Linked DNA regions of Homo sapiens: all the other regions are linked to region 1. A link is a loop called in an ENCODE intact Hi-C map of the cell type or tissue named here. Cell type or tissue: GM12878. All regions are shown on one strand.

What was found. A loop is a pair of places that touch in the nucleus more often than their neighbours do. Peaks named below come from ENCODE experiments on the same cell type or tissue, not always from the same donor. Only the 100,000 strongest peaks of a DNase experiment are listed, where the experiment ranks them.
Region 2: a loop joins it to region 1, with 7 times the contacts of the local background. A loop is called at or near these places in 1 of 110 quality-filtered maps.
Region 3: it touches region 1 in a loop (2.6-fold over the local background); 1 of 110 quality-filtered maps calls a loop at or near these places.
Region 4: a loop joins it to region 1, with 4 times the contacts of the local background. A loop is called at or near these places in 1 of 110 quality-filtered maps.

Annotation. Positions count from the first base shown.
Region 1 is chr4:105,304,342-105,309,341 of GRCh38, reverse strand. The region is part of intron 2 of TET2-AS1 (TET2 antisense RNA 1); the gene reads left to right. Among named protein-coding and RNA genes, the nearest start is that of TET2-AS1, 46 kb to the left of the region's middle. RefSeq lists an enhancer at 2,645-2,924. In GM12878, no CTCF peak of the experiment used is centred here; DNase peaks (open chromatin) are centred at 2,771, 3,871 and 4,171; H3K4me3 peaks cover 606 bases; H3K27ac peaks cover 2,576 bases.
Region 2 is chr4:105,054,900-105,059,899 of GRCh38, reverse strand. No RefSeq gene overlaps it. Among named protein-coding and RNA genes, the nearest start is that of TET2, 89 kb to the left of the region's middle. RefSeq lists enhancers at 423-492, 513-612. In GM12878, no CTCF peak of the experiment used is centred here; DNase peaks (open chromatin) are centred at 379, 1,439, 1,599 and 1,999; H3K4me3 peaks cover 336 bases; H3K27ac peaks cover 3,579 bases.
Region 3 is chr4:105,189,425-105,194,424 of GRCh38, reverse strand. It overlaps TET2 (tet methylcytosine dioxygenase 2), which reads right to left. Exons shown (of 11, transcript NM_001127208.3): 2 at 3,920-4,065. The region is part of intron 2 of TET2-AS1 (TET2 antisense RNA 1); the gene reads left to right. Among named protein-coding and RNA genes, the nearest start is that of TET2, 45 kb to the right of the region's middle. In GM12878, no CTCF peak of the experiment used is centred here; a DNase peak (open chromatin) is centred at 2,454; H3K4me3 peaks cover 705 bases; H3K27ac peaks cover 2,686 bases.
Region 4 is chr4:105,591,952-105,596,951 of GRCh38, reverse strand. The region is part of intron 2 of ARHGEF38 (Rho guanine nucleotide exchange factor 38); the gene reads right to left. Among named protein-coding and RNA genes, the nearest start is that of ARHGEF38-IT1, 33 kb to the right of the region's middle. In GM12878, no CTCF peak of the experiment used is centred here; DNase peaks (open chromatin) are centred at 2,261 and 2,661; H3K4me3 peaks cover 602 bases; H3K27ac peaks cover 1,621 bases.

The DNA.
Region 1 (5,000 bases):
CTGGAAGCATCCCCTTTGAAAACTGGCACAAGACAGGGATGCCCTCTCTCACCATTCCTATTCAACGTAGTGTTGGAAGTTCTGGCCAGGGCAATCAGGCAGGAGAAGGAAATAAAGGGTTTTCAATTAGGAAAAGAGGAAGTCAAATTGTCCCTGTTTGCAGATGACATGATTGTATATTTAGGAAACCCCATCATCTCAGCCCAAAATCTCCTTAAGCTGATAAGCAACTTCAGCAAAGTCTCAGGATACAAAATTAATGTGCAAAAATCATGAGCATTCCTGTACACCAATAACAGACAAACACAGAGCCAAATCATGAGTGAACTCCCATTCACAATTGCTACAAAGAGAATAAAATACCTAGGAATCCAACTTACAAGGGATGTGAAGGACCTCTTCAAGGAGAACTACAAACCACTGCTCAACTAAATAAAAGAGGACACAAACAAATGGAAGAACATTCCATGCTCATGGATAGGAAGAATCAATATCATGAAAATGGCCATACTACCCAAGGTAATTTATAGATTCAATGCCATCCCCATCAAGCTACCAATGACTTTCTTCACAGAATTAGAAAAAACTACTTTAAAGTTCATATGGAACCAAAAAAGAGCCCGCATCGCCAAGTCAATCCTAAGCCAAAAGAACAAAGCTGGAGGCATCACACTACCTGACTTCAAACTATACTGCAAGGCTACAGTAACCAAAACAACATGGTACTGGTACCAAAACAGAGATATAGATCAATGGAACAGAACAGAGCCCTCAGAAATAATGCCGCATATCTACAACTATCTGATCTTTGACAAACCTGAGAAAAACAAGCAATGGGGAAAGGATTCCCTATTTAATAAATGGTGCTGGGAAAACTGGCTAGCCATATGTAGAAAGCTGAAACTGGATCCCTTCCTTACACCTTATACAAAAATCAATTCAAGATGGATTAAAGATTTAAACGTTAGACCTAAAACCATAAAAACCCTAGAAGAAAACCTAGGCATTACCATTCAGGACATAGGCGTGGGCAAGGACTTCATGTCCAAAACACCAAAAGCAATGGCAACAAAAGCCAAAATTGACAAATGGGATCTAATTAAACTAAAGAGCTTCTGCACAGCAAAAGAAACTACCATCAGAGTGAACAGGCAACCTACAACATGGGAGAAAATTTTCGCAACCTACTCATCTGACAAAGGGCTAATATCCAGAATCTACAATGAACTCAAACAAATTTACAAGAAAAAAACAAACAACCCCATCAAAAAGTGGGCAAAGGACATGAACAGACACTTCTCAAAAGAAGACATTTATGCAGCCAAAAAACACATGAAAAAATGCTCATCATCACTGGCCATCAGAGAAATGCAAATCGAAACCACTATGAGATATCATCTCACACCAGTTAGAATGGCAATCATTAAAAAGTCAGGAAACAACAGGTGCTGGAGAGGATGTGGAGAAATAGGAACACTTTTACACTGTTGGTGGGACTGTCAACTAGTTCAACCATTGTGGAAGTCAGTGTGGCGATTCCTCAGGGATCTAGAACTAGAAATACCATTTGACCCAGCCATCCCATTACTGGGTATATACCCAAAGGACTATAAATCATGCTGCTATAAAGACACATGCACACGTATGTTTATTGCGGCATTATTCACAATAGCAAAGACTTGGAACCAACCCAAATGTCCAACAATGATAGACTGGATTAAGAAAATGTGGCACATATACACCATGGAATACTATGCAGCCATAAAAAATGATGAGTTCATGTCCTTTGTAGGGACATGGATGAAATTGGAAACCATCATTCTAAGTAAACTATCGCAAGAACAAAAAACCAAACACCGCATATTCTCACGCATAGGTAGGAATTGAACAATGAGATCACATGGACACAGGAAGGGGAATATCACACTCTGGGGACTGTGGTGGGGTCGGGGGAGGGGGGAGGGATAGCACTGGGAGATATACCTAATGCTAGATGACACGTTAGTGGGTGCAGCGCACCAGCATGGCACATGTATACATATGTAACTAACCTGCACAATGTGCACATGTACCCTAAAACTTAAAGTATAATAAAAAAAAAAAAATTAAAAAAAAATGCAGTAAAAACAAAGAGGCATTAGGCTCAAAGCAGCATGAAATTTGCCCTCTGTTAGTCATCCAAATCCTGCTGATGGTCCCACAAGGGTCTTTGCTCAAGACAGGGTAGTACTATGAGAAGGTAGTGCTATGAGAAGGACCTCTGGGCTGCCCTTGGCTGTCCCAGCCCAGCTTGACCTTGATGCCTGCAAACACCTGCTTTGATTGGAGTTGTCTTGTTACTGAGTGGGTCCAGCTTTCCAGCGCTTTCCAATTTACAAACTGGAAATTCCTGCGGTGAAAGATGTAAAAATTGTTTTTAAATATTAAATATAAAAGATTAAATATGCAAAAAAAACCTGAGGTAGGTGGAACCCTGCCACTTTTGAGACCTTCCGAGAATACTGATGACACCCTTGAGAAGAGTAAATAACTGAGAGGAGCATCAACTTTGAGGAAACACACATCTCATCTTTCTTCCTCCTTCAGTCTCGCCCACAACCAGTTCCCCCACCATACCTGCTTTGACCCCATTTCCAGGATAGGTAGTACTCTCTTGAGTCATTCTTTCTGTTTCCAGCTGGCTCACATTAATAGTGACGCAGAAAAGCTGAACGGCCCTCTTTTCTCTGAAAGAGCTCATGGTTAGATTTAGCAAGAGGCTTCTGCTCTTTCTGTCCTTCCATTGGAGAGTGTCACGTGTCATTCTGTACAGCCCTGGGGTTTTCCCCTCTTCTAAAATTCTAGTTATGAATGGTTATCATAAGTGTGAGTGACTCACCACTCTTTAATATACCAAGGCATAGGCAAGGCTGTGTGACAGCAGTGGCTGGCATGTGCTTGCAGCCAGACACACACCCACCTACACCCACACTGTTTTGCTTTTGTCCTTCAAGGTTGGAAGTGCTGAACAGAGCAGAATCCCAGGTATTGTAGCATCATGGCATAATGTTTTCCACTGAGGCTTTTCCGAGTCAGAAGTGGACAACCTAATTAGGGGGGTTTTAATGTGTATGTGACATATACTCACCATCCTAAGCTGTGTCATTGGAACTGAGGATGTTTTTGACTTTTCCTTCCCACTCTCTTTCTCACTGACCCAGACCCCTTTCTGTGGAACAGAGAAATGGTAGGCAGTGTATCTTAGCCATTTATTAACGGGGCCCAGACATGATCCCCAGGACTTTGCTGACAGGTCTAAATAAGGCTAATCTACATGTTGCCACCAGGAGCTCTATTAAAAAATTGGACAGCTGGGGGAAAGGCTGGCCTACTGGGCTTTTCACTGTTCTGACTGGGCAGCCCAACATCCTATTGCCCTGATAGAATAGAACTCCTCATATCTGCCTTGCTTTCTACCAGGCTCTGGAGCCACTTATTAGCTCTGTTTTAAGAAAATTATTGATATTCTGTGTCTCAGTTTTCTCAAGCATGAAATGGAGATAAAAATTGTACTTCCCTTAAATTGTGGTTATAAGGATTAAAAGAATAAATACATGTAAAATGCTGAAATCAATATTTAGCCCACAGTACTCTTAAATGTTAGTGATTAGTAATATCCATAGCAAGCCTCTTGCTTCAAGCCCTCTTGGGAACTTCCTAAGCTGCAAATATGTGAGTAATATCACAGCCTGTATGGCAGATGAAAGCATAATCTTTGGAAAGTTGTGTGCCTTGACCTGAAAATACTTGGACTGACCATCACTGCCATCGCAAACCATAAGCAACTGAGCACTTATTGAATATGATTTTCTCAACCTGCAGCTATACTTGAAGTCTGTAGGGGCTGAAACTTACCGTTATTTCCAACGCTGTTTGTAGTTCTACCACAAAGCCTGGCCTGTTGTAGATGCTTAATTGAGTTAGCATTGAGGGGCATCATTTTGAATCTTTATCATGAAAAGGACACTTTTGCTTGGCTGAACCTACATTGACACATAATTATGCAGAGCCCACAGTTTACACATGGGTTTGCTCGATTTGTACATTCTATGGATTTAAACAAATATATACCTGTATCCACCATTACAGTGTCATACCAAGTAGTTTCACTGCCCTAAAAATCTTCTGTGCCCTATTTGTTTCCTCACCTCTAACTCTGACAATCACTGATGTAATCGTTTTCTATTTCTGTAAAATTGGTAGTAATATCCTCTTTCATTTCTGATTTTAGTTACTTGAGCTTTTTTTCTTAGTCATTCTAGCTAAACATTTTGTTGATCTTTTCTAAGAGCTTACTTTTGGTTTAATTTTTTTGTTTTTTTTTTTTTGTATCCTGTATTGTATCTTTGTTGTAATCTTTCCTTCCTTCTTCTGGCTGTGGGTTTAGTTTTTTCTTTTTTTAGTTCCTAAAAGTGTAAAGTACATTGTTAATTTGACATCCTTCTTTTTAATGTAAGCATTTACAGCTATACATTTTTCTCTTGGGTCTGATTTCTGTACATGCCATAAGTGTCGGGGGGTTGTGTTTTCATTTCTCTCAAAATATTTTCCAGTTTCTCTATAGTTTCTTCTTTAACCCATTGGCTGTTTGAGTATATTGTTTAATTTCAATGTGTGTGAATTTTCCAGTTTTCCTTCTGCTACTCATTTCTAGTTTCATTCCATTATAATTGTAAGGGATACTTTGTATGATATCAACCTTTTAACATTTGTTAAGACTTTTTTGTTAATAAATGTTTAACATTTATTAAGACTTTTTTGTTAAGCTTCAGTTGCTTAACATTTCTATTCTGAAGAATGTTCTATGTACACCAGAAAAAAGTTGACTTTGTCTAATATAAATATGGTCATCCTTGCTCTCTTTTGGTTGCTGTTTGCATGGATTACCTTTTCTCATTATTTCACACTCAATCTGTGTGTATTCTTAGCTCTAAAATGAATCTCATAAAATTGTATCCTGC
Region 2 (5,000 bases), 250 kb after region 1:
TACAGGGCTGAAACTGAACAACAAAACTGGAATTCCCTCTCCTGGGCCTCTCCAGAAAATATAGCTGAGATTGATCCTTTTGGTCACCACAGAAATAAAGAATGAATAAAAAGAGCCAGCAAAAAGAAGTCTTTAAAGACAACAAAGAGACTCTGTAGAGTTTTATGACAGGTTTAGATAATTAAAACTCATCACAAGGAAGGACATTTAGGAAACAGGAAGGGCTGACTTCATTCTACCCACAAGATTTCCAGAATCTTTCTTGATTCAGATGAGAGTGGAGGTCCCTCTTCTCCCCATTCCCACCCCACTCTTGAGTGCTGTGCTGCTTCTCCTTTCTCTGTTCCTGTTCTCAGTCTCCCATGTCACACAATAGTAACAAAATGACTAAAGTCTTACTCACTGAATATATTATGTGAGCCAAAAACAAGTGTTCTGGCAGCTTGGTGAACTTACCAAATCTCCTGAGTCTCAAGGTAGCACTGGCTTAAAGTCCTTGATGGAGCTTGAAGAAGAAAGTGTAATACATCTGTTCTCAAAATTCACTTGACTAACTCCATCACCTCCTTCAAGTCTGGGCAAATCTCACCTTCTCAATAAAGCCCGCTCTGACTGTCCTCTTTAATGCCGCAAACTACCCCTTCCCCAACACTACCTTCTGGCATTCCTGATCTTTCTTATTCTACTGTTTTTCTTTTCAGTGATGTTTATCATCTTCAAACATACTAGCATATCTACTTATGATGATTTTCTATTCCTGCCTCCCACTTGAATGTAAGCTTCACAAAGGCAGAGATCATAGTTTGTTTTTTAATATATCATAAGCCCCAAGAACAGTGTTTGGCCCATAGTAGGTGCTCAATAAAGATTGGTAGGATAAAATAATGAGTATTAATTAGCTATTGCTATGACACATGACTGAAGGAATTTATATATATTAAAGAGAAAAAGTACAAATAATGCCCTGTAATACAGTATGATGAGTGCTAAACTATCAATATAAAACAAGAGCAATGGAATGAATAATTCCACAGAACAGTTCTCTGTTCTAGTAAGGTAGCCAAAAGTGGATCATAAGAGAGGGATGATGGATGTGGAGGTATCAAGAAGAGATTTCAAGTGGACTCTCAGCTTATTTTTCCTCATAGGAATGGAGTCTTCTTGTTAGGAAGATGAGATTTCCTATCTTCTGTATCACAACTTGAGTCAGCAAATGGAGTGGGAAGAATAAATTGGTAAACTGGAACTCACCTATTGAGTCTCTTGGCTTTCAGTTCCCTTTTTAGCCATAGTATAGGCCTCCTTCCCTTTCCCATATCATTTACTGCAGGTATTGGGTCTTACAAAACCTATTATCTTCCCAGCCTGCTCAGTGAGGTTCTGAGTCAATCTAATCTCCTTGTGTTAGCTTTTAATATACTTCATATTTCCTTCTATCATTGTAGAAGAACATTGTGGTTTGCATTTTCTTGATGTTGGTTTACTCCTGCTTATCTGTACCTTGACTTACATTTTCTGGAAGAGAAGCAGATGGCGGATGACTCATTGGTACAATCATTTTGACTTTCTTTGCTGCCTGTGATAATTTGAGATTCCTGGTCTAGATTTTTTTTTCCACTTCTGCTTCAGATGAGTCATATGACTTCAGGTGGTGGATTAGAATCGATGCTTTATCTGCCCAGTTTTGAGTATCTTATTTTAAGTCGTAAGAGTGTTAAAAGCTATGCTGCTGAGCAAATCCTTCCCAGTGAGAAGAATAAGGAGAAGTTCTGTTTTTGTAATATCGTACTTCTATTGATTGGCAAAAGAGTATTGTATTTATCATTACCCTCAGTATTTAAAAACCATCCAAAGCCTTCTTGGGTGAAGACTCTAAATATATCTCAGGCATATACTCTGTTTATTGTGTTCTGTGTGGCCTGGGAAAGTCATAAACAAATGAATTACATCTGTTTGTGAGGCATTTACTGATTTCTTAAGACAGAGGCTGGGAAACACAAAGGGAAAGTACCTGACCTTCCGACTATAATATGCTCGTAAGTTCCTCTGGGTCACATTTATTTTTGCATACCTGAGACAGAGCTACACAGACAGTAGATATCAAATAGGTATTGTGAAATAGTGAAAAAAAGAATTCATAGATTGACCTGATTTATTATGTGAGGAACAGCATGAAACCTGGAAATCCAGTTTCCATGTCTGTAGAAAGGAAAAATTATACTAGTCAACTATAGGCTAATAAAAAACACTGTAAAATAAATTAAGCAGCTGAGATCTGTGTGTTCAGGAAACTGCGCAACCATTACACTTCTCCAATTTTCTAGGAAGGGGCAATTGCCTTAGGAGTGCATTGAGTAAGTTCCATTTACAAAGTATAATTGTAGGGGCCCCGAGTCTCTTGAACGCCTTGCACAACACTACCTTCTCTCCTAGCTGGCCAGAAGTCCCTATCAATAGCACTGGTCTTCAAGATCAGGTAATAAGTATCCTTGTACTTTTTCACACACACTAATTGAAGAGAGAGTGTTGAAGGTTTTCTCAAACCTTCTCCAAAGGGACTTTGTTACTTCAGTTAGCACATGGTTACACACTAAGGCAAAATTTCCAAAGTTTTGTTCTGTGGATTCCTATACTCCAACCTCAGTTGTCATTGTTTAATCACTATACCCTGCTTAATTTTTATTCATAATGTTTATTATTACCTGAAATCATGTATGAATTTAGTCTTTACTTTCTGCCGTCGTTACTGAGAGCTTAAACTCCAAGAGCTCATGGATTTATCACCAGCACAGAAATTAGTATTTGGCATACTAGGCGCTCTATAAATATTTGAATAAATGAAAAGGCTTTATGATGTGATGATGTGAAAAAAGACTTTTTTTTTTTTTTGAGACTTAGTCTTGCTCTGGTCACCCAGGCTGGAGTGCAATGGTGTGAACTAGGCTCACTGTAACCTCTGGCTCCCGGGTTCAAGTGATTCTCCTGCCTCAGCCTCCCGAGTAGCTGGGACTACAGGCGCCTGCCACCATGCCTGGCTAATTTTTGTATTTTTAATAGAGATGGGGTTTCACTTTGTTGGCCAGGCTGTTCTCAAACTCCTGACCTCAGATGATCCGCCTGCCTCGGCCTCCCAAAGTGCTGGGATTACAGGCGTAAGTCACCATGCCGTGCTGTGAAAAAAAGACTTCTATGGTAAAGTTCATTTTGAAAATGGAGTAAATAAAGATAAGTTTATCTACTGCAGGACTCATTGGGCATTTTAATAAACTATATGTGTTTTATGAATCTCAGGATGGGGATAAAATATTCTGTGTTCCCTCAACTTCTTTGATCACAGAACTTTTTTGCTTTTGGCCTAATGTTATGAGATAAGTACATTTCAGTGAAGGAAAAAAAATGGGCAAATCTTAGAAAGTCTTACTCCTGTAGCAGTGAGGCATATTGGCATGCTGTAGGGATTTTTCAGTCAGAGTCCCTAGAGGATGAGTTCAGGAAAGCTGGCCTTGGGTAATGAAGATATGAGGCTATGGGAGACTTGGAAGAAGAATGGTGAAAGAGGAGAGGATCTGCAAAGACAGAATTTGAGTATCTCATTATGCTCTCTTTCAAAGTGCTGGAAAGATGTTACCAAACGGCAGATGCAGCTTGGAAAGAAGAATTCCTGACCATGTTTCAAAATTATTATTTTTTAAGTAAACTTTTTACACATAAAGGTGTATAAAACATAGTACAGAGACCAATGATTTTTCACAAAGTAAACCCACTCACAAAACCAGCAATTTAAAAAAATTACCAAAGCCCAGAAGCTAACTTTTATGAATTTTATCTTTGGCAATTGTCGATTTTCTATATTTTACATTTGTTTTCAATTTAAAAAGTCTTATCTGGGGTTTTTTCAATTTTTTTTCTATTTTTCAAGGTAAACACTTAGAATCATGGCTTTTTAGTCCTTTTCTTCTTCTTTTAAATTTCCAACTTTTATTTTAAGTTCAGAGGTACATATGCAGAACATGCAGCTTGTTACATAGGTGAATGTGGTGGTTTGCTGCACAGATTATCTGCTCACCCAGATATTAAACCCAGAAACCATCAGCTATTCATCCTGACCTTCTTCCTCTTCCTAACCCCTACCCTCCAACAGGCCCCAGTGTCTGTGGTTCCCCACCATGTGTCCATGTTCTCATCATTTAGTGAGAACATGCAGTATTTGATTTTCTTTCTTAGTTTGCTAAGGATAACGGCCTCCAGCTCCATCCATGTCCTCGCAAAGGACATTATCTTGCTTCTTTTTATGGCTACATAGTATTCCATGGTGTATGTGTACCATGTTTTCCTTATCCAGTCTATCATTGATGGACATATAATAGGTTGATCCCACGTCTTTGCTATTGTGAACAGTGCTGCAATGAACATACAGTATGCATGTGTCTTTATAGTAGACTGATCTATATTCCTTTGGGTATATACTCAGCAAAAGGATTGCTGGGTCAAATGGTATTTCTGCCTCTAGGTCTTTGAGAAATCCTCATACTGTCTTCCACAATGGTTGAACTGATTTATACTCCCACCAACAGTGTAAAAATCATTTCTTTTTCTCTACAACTTTGCCAGCATCTATTGTTTTTGGACTTTCTAATAATAGCCATTGAGTGGTGTGAGATGGTATCTCATTGTAGTTTCAATTTGTATTTCTCTAGTGATCAGTGGTGTTGAGCTTTTTTTCATATGTGTGTTGGTCACATGTACATCTTAATTTCATAAGTGTCTGTTCGTATCCTTTGTCCACTTTTAAATGGCATTGTTTGCTTTTTTCTTGTAAATTTGAGTTCCTTACAGATGCTGGATATTAGATCTTTGTCAGATGCATAGTTTGCAAAAATTTTCCCCCATTTTGTAGGTTGTCTGTTTACTCTGTTGATAGTTTCTTTTGCTGTGCAGAAGCTCTTTAGTTTAATTAGATCTTGTTTGCCAATTTTTGTTTTTGTTGAAATTGCTTTTGG
Region 3 (5,000 bases), 110 kb after region 1:
AGAAAAATAGTACAACAGTAGAAATATCATTCCTCCTTATACTACTGAAAAGATAAAAAGATAACATTGTAAATCAGGAAACTTCAACAATGACTAAAGGTGGGAGAAAGTGATTAATTAAATCAAGAAGACTGAAGCTTCTAAACAAGTTAGATCTGTTTCATGAGAAAGGGTAAAATGTGTATGTTAATTAGAAAAATGGCTACAAGAGAGTGCTAACAGGCAAGTCAAACCTTCTAATCCTATTCTCCACAAGCAAGCCAGCAAAATACAAACCACTAATACTTTTTTATTATTTTTTTATTAGCAGGAGGAGAGTCTCAGTATGGAGACCTGGGCTAGACCAAGTTAGATACTAGCTAGAGGCATGGCTATAAAGTCATGTAACATCTCTGGGTATCCTTTTTCCTTCCACAAAATGAACTAATTGGACTAGCTGATGTCTAATGGTTCCAAATCAATAATTTTTTGATTCTCTGTCTCTCCAACTTATTATAAAAATACAAAATTTGGATAGCAAACAACTTTTGTACTATGTTAGTATTACACGGATTTAATGCATAGTAAAAACAGCTCTTAGAAACTTAATTCAGCCTATATGACAAATATCAAATGAACTTTAGTTGCCTTAAGAATATCTGCATCTGATTGTCTTAACTGACTCATGCTGAATTCAAACTCATATGTCCCAACTTCCCTATTTCTTTTAATACCAACACGTAATTAATCATTTTGAAAATTTTAGAGAAATCTTTGACTCCTCTCTTTTATCTCTTACGTGCAGTCAGCAAATAAATCCTCATGATTTTTCCTTAAAATATATAAAATCTATCTTCCCTTCTCTCTTAACAAAATCCATTTTCAATTTATCTCCTAAATTACTCCAACTACTGCCTCCATTTCCTTATTTGTTTAAATTTGTAAAAATAATGATATAGCTAAATACAAGAATTCACCTTTCTACTCATCTGCTCTAATTATTCCCCAATATTTTCAGGATAGCATGCAATAATCTTTAGCTTGACTTTAGGATTTTACTAAATTTGGCCTTACCCTGCTTTCCCATCTTCTCTCTATTTGCCAACATGAACTTTATACAAGGTCGCCTTTTTCCTGCTTCCCACTTGCCCTCTGCCTGGCCCATTCCTGCCCTAAAGGCCAACATTCTTATTTCACTCCATTTCATGCTGTTTCCCCTCCACTTCTCTCCACTGGGATGTCATTCTTTGTTATCGATCCCAATTCTTCCTGTCCTTCAGGATCCAGGCCATGCCCTGTCACCTTCCTTTGTGAAGCCTCCTCTGTTATAGTCCAGATGGACCTTGCTATTCAACTTCCAAAGTTCTTGTCCATATCACTTACTTAAGTGTATGTGTAAATATTTACTGATGTATAAGATACTGTGATTCTTTTTAAATCACTCTGCATAAAACCTTTTACTACTCCAGGTCTTTTGGCTGTTCTCCACTACCTGCAATTCCTTCAGATAACTTCATGGCTTGTTTTTATATCTTTATCAGATTTTTATTTAAGACATAATCTTCTCTTGAAGCTGCCTTACTTGACTACTATATCTTCAATTACTACCTAACCCTGCCACTCAATTTCCTTTTTCTGCTTTACATTTTTAAAACTTAGCACTTCTTGGTATTTACTATATTATACATTTTATTTTGTATGTGTCTGTCTCTTACTCTAATGGATTCTAAGCTCAACAAGGGAAGAGATTTTTGCCTCTTACTCATTAATGCCACTCTAGTTCCTAGAAGAGTGCCTGGTATTTGGCAGGTGCTCAAGAAATATTTTTGAATGAATTCATATTTCAAAAACTAAAAGCAACATTAATAAAAGTGGTTAATAATAAAACAAATACCAATATAAAATTGAGAACTTACTATATGTTGGGCAATGTACAGGTAATGCATAAAATAATCCTGTTATTATCTATTATTACCTACTTTCTTCTTTGCCATTTAAAGCAGGGCTTACAGAGGTTAAATAATTTTCCCAAGAACACATTCCTAATAAATGTACTAAAAATAAACTCTAGGCTTATTTGCTATTGAAAATATGTCAAGGGCTGAGCTTATCCAACTGTAAAAAATTAAATGCAAAACAAGATTTTTGAGGAGATATGAGGGAAGAACTCCTCAGAGAGCTACCTGTAAAACCTTTTCCCTCAATGGCTAATATTTTAATTTGTTGTCTTCGTTTTTTTTTTAAGTTATCTTATAATTTTCCATAAACTTCTGCACTTTATTCCTTACCCAGGCTTAACGTTCAAGAAGAGAAAATCTTCTGACTAATGTTATGACTTCATTAAGGAGGAAAATTCCATCTTAAAAATGCGCTCTCAGTTCTCATGTAAAAGACAAGAGCAGAATGAGTAGTCACAGTTCTCACAGAGTGAGGTAAAGCAATCATCAAGGGAGGAGGGGAAAAGTAAAGAATGCTTTATTCATAATTACCTAAGATTTTCCAGCATGAGAGGGGAAAGAGGAAGTCTATTTTCAGTGACAATGATTACTCTAAAAATATTAACATGCAAGGGGAAAATTTTCATTCTGAGAGTTACTACTATACTGAGTTCTCTTTCCCTCACAGAGTGACTTAAAATTCCCAAGGTAGAGAGGTAATCTAGACAGATGCGCTTGCCCTGTGTCTTGAAAATGGCAACATCCAGGAATCATGGGAGTTCAACTGAGGACACACTGGAAAGGATTTCTCAGCACCAGAACAGTCTCTGAGAAGTATCAAGTGGCAGAGTGGATACTTATATCCTCAGGTGTCTGCAGTAAGGCAGAGATTAGAGCTATACAGGCTTATTAGAAGATTTGTTATGCTGAATGCATAAACAAGATTTAGTGAAACTGAAGCTGAATTACCTACTAAAAGGATTATAGACAAAAAAAAAGCCTAATTCTTCCTTTTTTCTATCTAATCCAGAGTCTCTCCTGCAATGTCTCTATAATTTTAACTGTCTTATATAGTTCAGGCAAAATTATATATTGTAGAATTCATTCTCATCTTCATCTTAAACATTTTAGACAAAAATATATTAGTTCCCTACTTCTATACATGCATATATGAGAAAATGGTCTGACAACCCTTAGGTTGGGACACTCAGCAGGTCATGGCATTCAGAGCAAATTGATTTTTATTAAGATAATTATAAGAACATGATTAAAAAAGTATTTTGTATCTCCCTCTTTCTTTTGTATTTTCAGAAAATCATATGAACTGGGCCTGGGGGCATGCACCTGTAATCCCAGCTCCTTAAGAGGCTAAGGCAGGATGATGGCTTGAACCCAGGAGTTTCAGAGCAGCCTGGGCAACATAGCCAGACTCTGTCTCTATCCATTAAAAACAAACCGTATGTAAAATCACATAGCTGCTCCTGAGATCTGCCATTCCATAATTTAGTTCTCTGCTAGTTCTATGGCACCAAATTGTCACAAGACTGACTAGCCAGGTGCAGGAGGTACTCACTTTTCAGATCAGCAAGTAACCACAAATACCATTTATTTGGTCCTTAACAAGATTGAGACGAAGTGGCTACAAGTGAAGCAAAATGGAGGCGATAAATACTCTAACAACTGGTTATAGATATCACATTTTCTTATGTTTATAGTTACATTTGAATAATCCTTACCTCTTTTTAAAAACTCCATAGACATTGAGAATTGATAAAAATCTATCTTTCTCCAGAAAAATACAGCTATACATAAGTCAGTACACAACTTTAGTAAATTCACAAATCTTAACAATCTAATCCATGTGTCCTAAGCATAGACAATAAAGAAAAGTATTTGAGAGGGTGCAGGGTAACTTGAAGTTGAAGTTTGGGAGAGAGATTACCATTACATTAGGAATAAATTCATACTTGACAAACAAGTGTCAACTGTCTCCACTGTCTTACCAGCAGCTCAGTCCCTTACTGCTCTTCCTGGATCATGTCCTATTGGCTGCTGCTGAGCCCATCTCCTGCTTCCAAGCGTTGTAACTCAACAGGAGCAAAGGCAAGTAAACAATCTTGAGAGGGTGTGCTGCTGAATGTTTGCCAGCCTAGAGAAGACAGAGTTTGAACATTTTTAAGTTAGCAAAAAGGAACAGGGTATATACACCTGATATAAAGAGTTTAAAAGGTTTTGGATACCTATAATTGGATATTTCCATTACAGTGTGGCTGTTAAAAAACTTAGAGAATCTTTCTCAAAGCAATGACACTCTCAAATGTACCATAATAACAATTCTAATATCTGTAGAACACTTTGCCATGCCCAAAGCATCTTTAGTCTTCACATCTTCACCGCAATAATCAATGAGGCTTAAGAGCCAGTGGCTTATATTACTTCATCTGTTGAATCCAGTGGTTCACAGTGTGGCTTACAAGAGTATCACCTAGGTAAGAAGTTGAGGATTTTGCTCAGAGATTCTGACTTGTTGAGCTAAGAGGAAACTTTATTCTCCAGGTGACTGTAAGATGAAGTCAGGATTGAGAATCATTAAGTCCCTGTACTTCATGAGATGTGGCACTAACTAAACTCATAAATAGCAAGCATTCATTCAGTATATGCCATGTCAAGGTAACATGCTAAGTGCTATGGAAAAGGTAAAACATTATAACATGTGGTCTCTGTGCTCAAGGGTTTTAATTTAGCTGGAGAGACTGGACATATACTTTAAAAGGACCACCTAATAAGATACCTACTTTAAAAACATAACCCAAGTAAGACTTAATTGGTCAAAGATGTAGTAAAAATATTGGGTGCTACAAATAAGTGGAGATGACATGCACTGATAAAAGGGAGTAGGTTAAAAACATGAGAGAAGTCCACAGAGTTCCAAGGGCAGAGAGAAAAGAGGAATGGGGAGAAAGCGTTGTTTTGAGGCACAGATACAGCTGCAGCAAATTGGAGGAGATTAAAAAGCTCTCTCTGACTGAAGAGTGTCTACAAAGGAGCACAAGAAGACTTTGGAAAGACCGATTTGAAACAGAA
Region 4 (5,000 bases), 290 kb before region 1:
TAGAGCCGAGTAAGCAGTGCATCAGGGCTGCTGCAGAGCCGCTATGCACTGTATAATTTCTGGGAGTGCTGTTCCACAGCAAGGCAGCCAGGGGCTGGATATAGAGGTAGAACCTAGCTTTGAGGTGTCATGACGGTCACCAGGGATGCCCAACCAGCTAAAAACATCGGAAGAGAGGGCAGGATATGGAACTCAGGAAGATTCCCATGACGTGCTGAAGCTGCAGTTCCTGTTGTATAGGACGGCAATGGGCTCACTCTGGTGAAGGAAGAGCCATGAAAAACACAGCAAAGGGATATACAAGTTTCACTGAATACTTTAGCAGTAAATATAGCTTAAAATGCATAGGAAGTCAATGGGACTTTGGCTATCTCTTTATTATATATAAATTTTCATTGTATTATGGTCTTTGAACAGTATTTTTATTATTATAGTACATCTATATTCCCCTCCTCCCTGTCTCCTTTCAGGGATACTTGGATCTATACTGTGTTCTCAGGGAGTTGGTGAGCCCTCCTCACACGCAGCCTTCTCTGACAGGGTTGGTATGATGGCTGACGCTACAGCAACTTGGTTTGGGGTGGGGGGCACAAGCAGGAAGCTGAATGCCTGAGCCCTGGAGTGCCTTCCCTCCCTTGCTCCTTTGAAAAAGCGGCCAGCTAAGAATTTTCCCTCCCTAACTCCCTCTCTTTTGTGTTTCCCTATCCCAGGGCTTTCCTCACCCACTTTGGACCCTGAGGGAGAGATTTTGTAGGATGTCACACAGAACCATTGCTCAATATACTCCCCACCATCCTGACATTGAAACAGCCCACTGCTAACCTAGGTATGACTGATAACACTGGTAATAGGCACCATTTTACATTCAAGGACTCTGAATTGAGAGAGAGCATGAACATCAAATTTATGGTCCCTTATTTTAATAAGTTTTTTTAAATTTTCAATTTCATATTTGTTATTTGTGGCTGAAAATAAAATGTGTAAATATATAGTTGTCATCAGGGGAAAATATTCCATAATGGCATACAGTCAACCCTCTGAATCCTTGAGTTCCATGTCTATGGAATCAGTCCTCTGTGGATCAAGAATATTTTTTAAAATGCATCTGTATTGAACAGACTCTCTTTCTTATCATTATTCCCTAAACAATATAGTATAACAACAATTTAGATGGCATTTACATTGTATTAGGTACCATAAATAATCTAGAGATGATTTAAAGTATACAGTAGGATGTGTGTAGGTTATGTGTAAATGTAACCATTGCATTTTACGTCAGACACTTAAGCTTCCATGTATTTTGGTATTCTTGGTGGATCCTGGAGCCAGTGCCCCGTAGATACTGAGGGACAACTGTGTATGGTATAATTCCTATTCCAGAAAATATTTCAGTATGTTTGTATAAACAATAAGCCAAAATAATTATTGTGCTTATTTCTAAGTGGCAAGACTACAGGTGATTATTTTCCTCTATATATTTTTTCTAGTGAAAATTATTTATATAATGTTGCCATATAGTATATCAAAATTTTAACAGAAAATTCCAACTGAATTCCTGTCAATACAAAATTATATATATTTTAAACCATTTTTTAGAAAACACAAATTTTTGAGCATAAGGCACATGATTAAACCAAATATGAGTAAATTCAAAATAAATACACATAACTTTCTTGTTATAGAAATAAAATCTACCAAGTGTGCATTCAAACACATACACTTGAAATATCATTGGATGGGTAAAAAGATGCTGGTAATGGAGTTTGCCTCTAGGGGAGGAAACCGAGTAGCTGAGGAATTCTATAGCCCCCTTGAGATCTTTGGTAGATTTGCACTATGTGAATTTTAGCAACTGAAAATAATTAAAAAACAAAGAAAAATAAAAATAAGTACAGTACTCAAATTCCTCCAGCTATTCCTTTCAATCACTTTTTGCCCTTTCCATTGTTAGATTAGTCTACTCTAGTTTGATTTACTTTGACTTATAGCCAAAAACATAGAGTATCTCTCACTGCCCTGTTTGGATAATAAATAACTAGAACCTGTTTTCCCACTAAATGTTTCAACACTAACTGATGTGGATAACGTTTGCCTTCTTTGCAAAACCTCTCACAGTGCTGCTATTAAAGAAGATGTGTAACTGCTGAGTTTGATGTATTATCAGTTCGGTAAAGGTCTGACATAGAAAAGCCTTGAAGTTAAGATTAAAGTTTACAGCACGATTGTCACAGAACAGTTGTCAGTCAAGGGCTAGATCTAATCACTCATTTGTACACTGATTCACTCATACAAGGTGACTCAGTTAAGCCAGGAACTTCTGGTACTTTCCTCAGTTTTCAACTTCCTTCATCCAATTTTCACTTAAATAAAATGACTTGTTTTGTTTTGTTTTTACTGGGAGTGGTCTGAGTTTGATTTTGTATAGAGAAAAGATGATGAATCCGATGATACCCAAATTCTCTCCTAGCTTAACCTGTAGTTGTAAAATATTTATGTTGCCCCAGGTTTAGCTAAGCTTGGTTTACAGATTATTGCTATAGTTATCTGAAAACTGTATGTGTTAATCTACACATTTTGACAGTGATGACAGGTGGTTTGTGCTCAAAGACACTGGTAGTTAAATGTCCAGAAGGGAAGTGAGAACAGGAAAGAACTAACGAACATTGAAAAGGTAGTGAACTGAATGAACTGGTGGTGTCAACTAACTACCTCAGCACTCATATAAACGCTGATAAGAGTCATATGAGTACCCGAACATTTATTTACTTAATCAAAGGTTAAAAGTTTTGAGAAGTGGGAAAAAGGCAGATCTGACATGAGAATTCTGAGAACCTTAAGAGAATTGCTATTACCTTAGTGGAGAGAACTAATAGAATGAAATTAAAGTCCACAATGAGGAAGGCAGAGAGCAGACAGCATTGAAAGATAGCTAAATAACAAGGTCAAAGTGTGAAAAATCAACAACCTATAAACAATTCAAATAAAACAACCTAGAAAATGTGAGTTAGAATTTTGAGAATTGTAATTCACAGTATTGAGAGCAAAAGCCAAATGTGCCAAATAAACGACCATAAATGTTACCATAATGGAAAAGTTTTACCTGGCATGGTCTAAGACACCAATTCTGAGAACTGCTTATAAGAGTTTCATAGGAAGCCAAAAACAAGTAAAGAAAAATAACAAAAAGTAAAAGCACAAAAAAGAATTGGAGAAAATATATAAGAATACAGCTATCAATGACATTCATTTTAGCGGGGCTAGTTTGACTCACCAATGTAGCAGATTATTTAAATTGGCAACATTTTCATATAAGGTAAACTTAGTCCATTTGATACAAATGTGGACTAAGAATTCAAAGAAAGACTTTTCTTGTATATTTGATGTTTTTGTCTGTCTGTTTATTTGTTTCTTCTGGAGACAGGGTCTTGCTCTGTCTCTCAGGCTGCAGTACAGTGGCGTGATCATGGCTCACTGCAGCCTCAACCTCCTGGGCTCAAGTGATCCTCCCACCTCAGCCTCCTGAGTAGCCTGGACTACAGAAGCAAGCCACTACACTTGGCTGTTTTTTTTTAAATAGGGATGAGGTCTCCCTATGCTGCCCAGGCTGGTCTCGAACTCCTGGCCTCAAGCAATCCTCCTGGTTGTGCTGATCTTTCCAAAGTGCTGGGATTACAGGTGTGAGCCACTGCAACTGGGCGTGTTTTTTACTGTTTTTTATATTGATCATTAGCCAATCGCAGGGACAGATTTTTGATAAATTGTGCTTATTTTGAAACATGTTTTAGTCACAAATGTTCTTATACCTAGTAAATATTTTATATTTAATTTTAAAATAGACAATGAATATAGATGATTCCTTTAGGATCGAGGAAAACAATTTTTTTGGTTTGTTTGTGTTTGATTTTGGTTTTTAAGATAGTAGATAATAGTGCTATGAATGATTCCATAAGGAGGGTAAACTAATTATTCAGGAGAGAGAAAGGACACAGACTGGAGTAAAACCTTTCAGTCTGAGGGGATAGAATCCACTGCACTAGCAGAGAGAGGTCATCCTTCATTAGAAGCGGGAACCATTGCTTCCGGTAATAGGAGGAAGCCAACTTATATAGGTAGAGATGCAGTAAGTTGGTAGATTTGGTGTTGGGAGTGTGCACATCTTATTGTTTCTAGTTTCTTTATGAAATGATGGAAAAGGGCATAAGCTGAGAGAAGAAAAAGGGGTGTTTGACATGTGAGGAAAAGAATGTGAGAGAATCTCCTCAGAAACATTACTGGGGGCCCCAGTAGAAAGTGGTCATGAATTTTATAAGAGATTAATTCTGCTGCACAGGTAAAGGTGTGAAGTAGACGAAAAATTGAACTTCACTCGAGTAAGTTGTTGCAGGGAAGTAAATGGAAAGAAAGAGAGAAAAAGGAATTGAGGTCGTGTGCAAGGAGCGATTATAATGAAGGACCCATAGAAATTAAAGCATCTTTGGGCCCGATGAAGAGAGAAATGGTAGTAATGTCCATAGTTTGGAGGTCTCGGTGCCATCAGAAGGTTGTCAGAAATCGTACCAGTGGGAGTAGGCTTGGGCATCAGAGAATAGTAAGCTTGAAATTCTGATTTTGAGGGGATGAAGTTGTTGGTAATGGCAAGTTCTAGGTTATGACCCTGGCGTGAGTGGCTGAATGGGATTGAGGAAAGATTGTTGGATATGAAAAAGTGAAAGAACTGAGAGGCCCGAATGTTGCATGGGTTATTTGCATGAATATTGAAATTACCTAAAAAAGATGTCAGAATTAAGGAGGAGAGCGAGAGAGTGAGAATACATAGACACAGTGGGCTAGGTTCCAAATTTTTCAAAGAATAAGAGTTGACAGGGAGGACTGTACCATAAGGAAAGGTAGTGACAGAGTCTGATGCTATGTGCATTTAAAATCAACATTTGAATAAGTATGTAAATGAACATGTTAGTAACCATTGATATCTGCCAGAATAGCAGTTATATCAAATACAT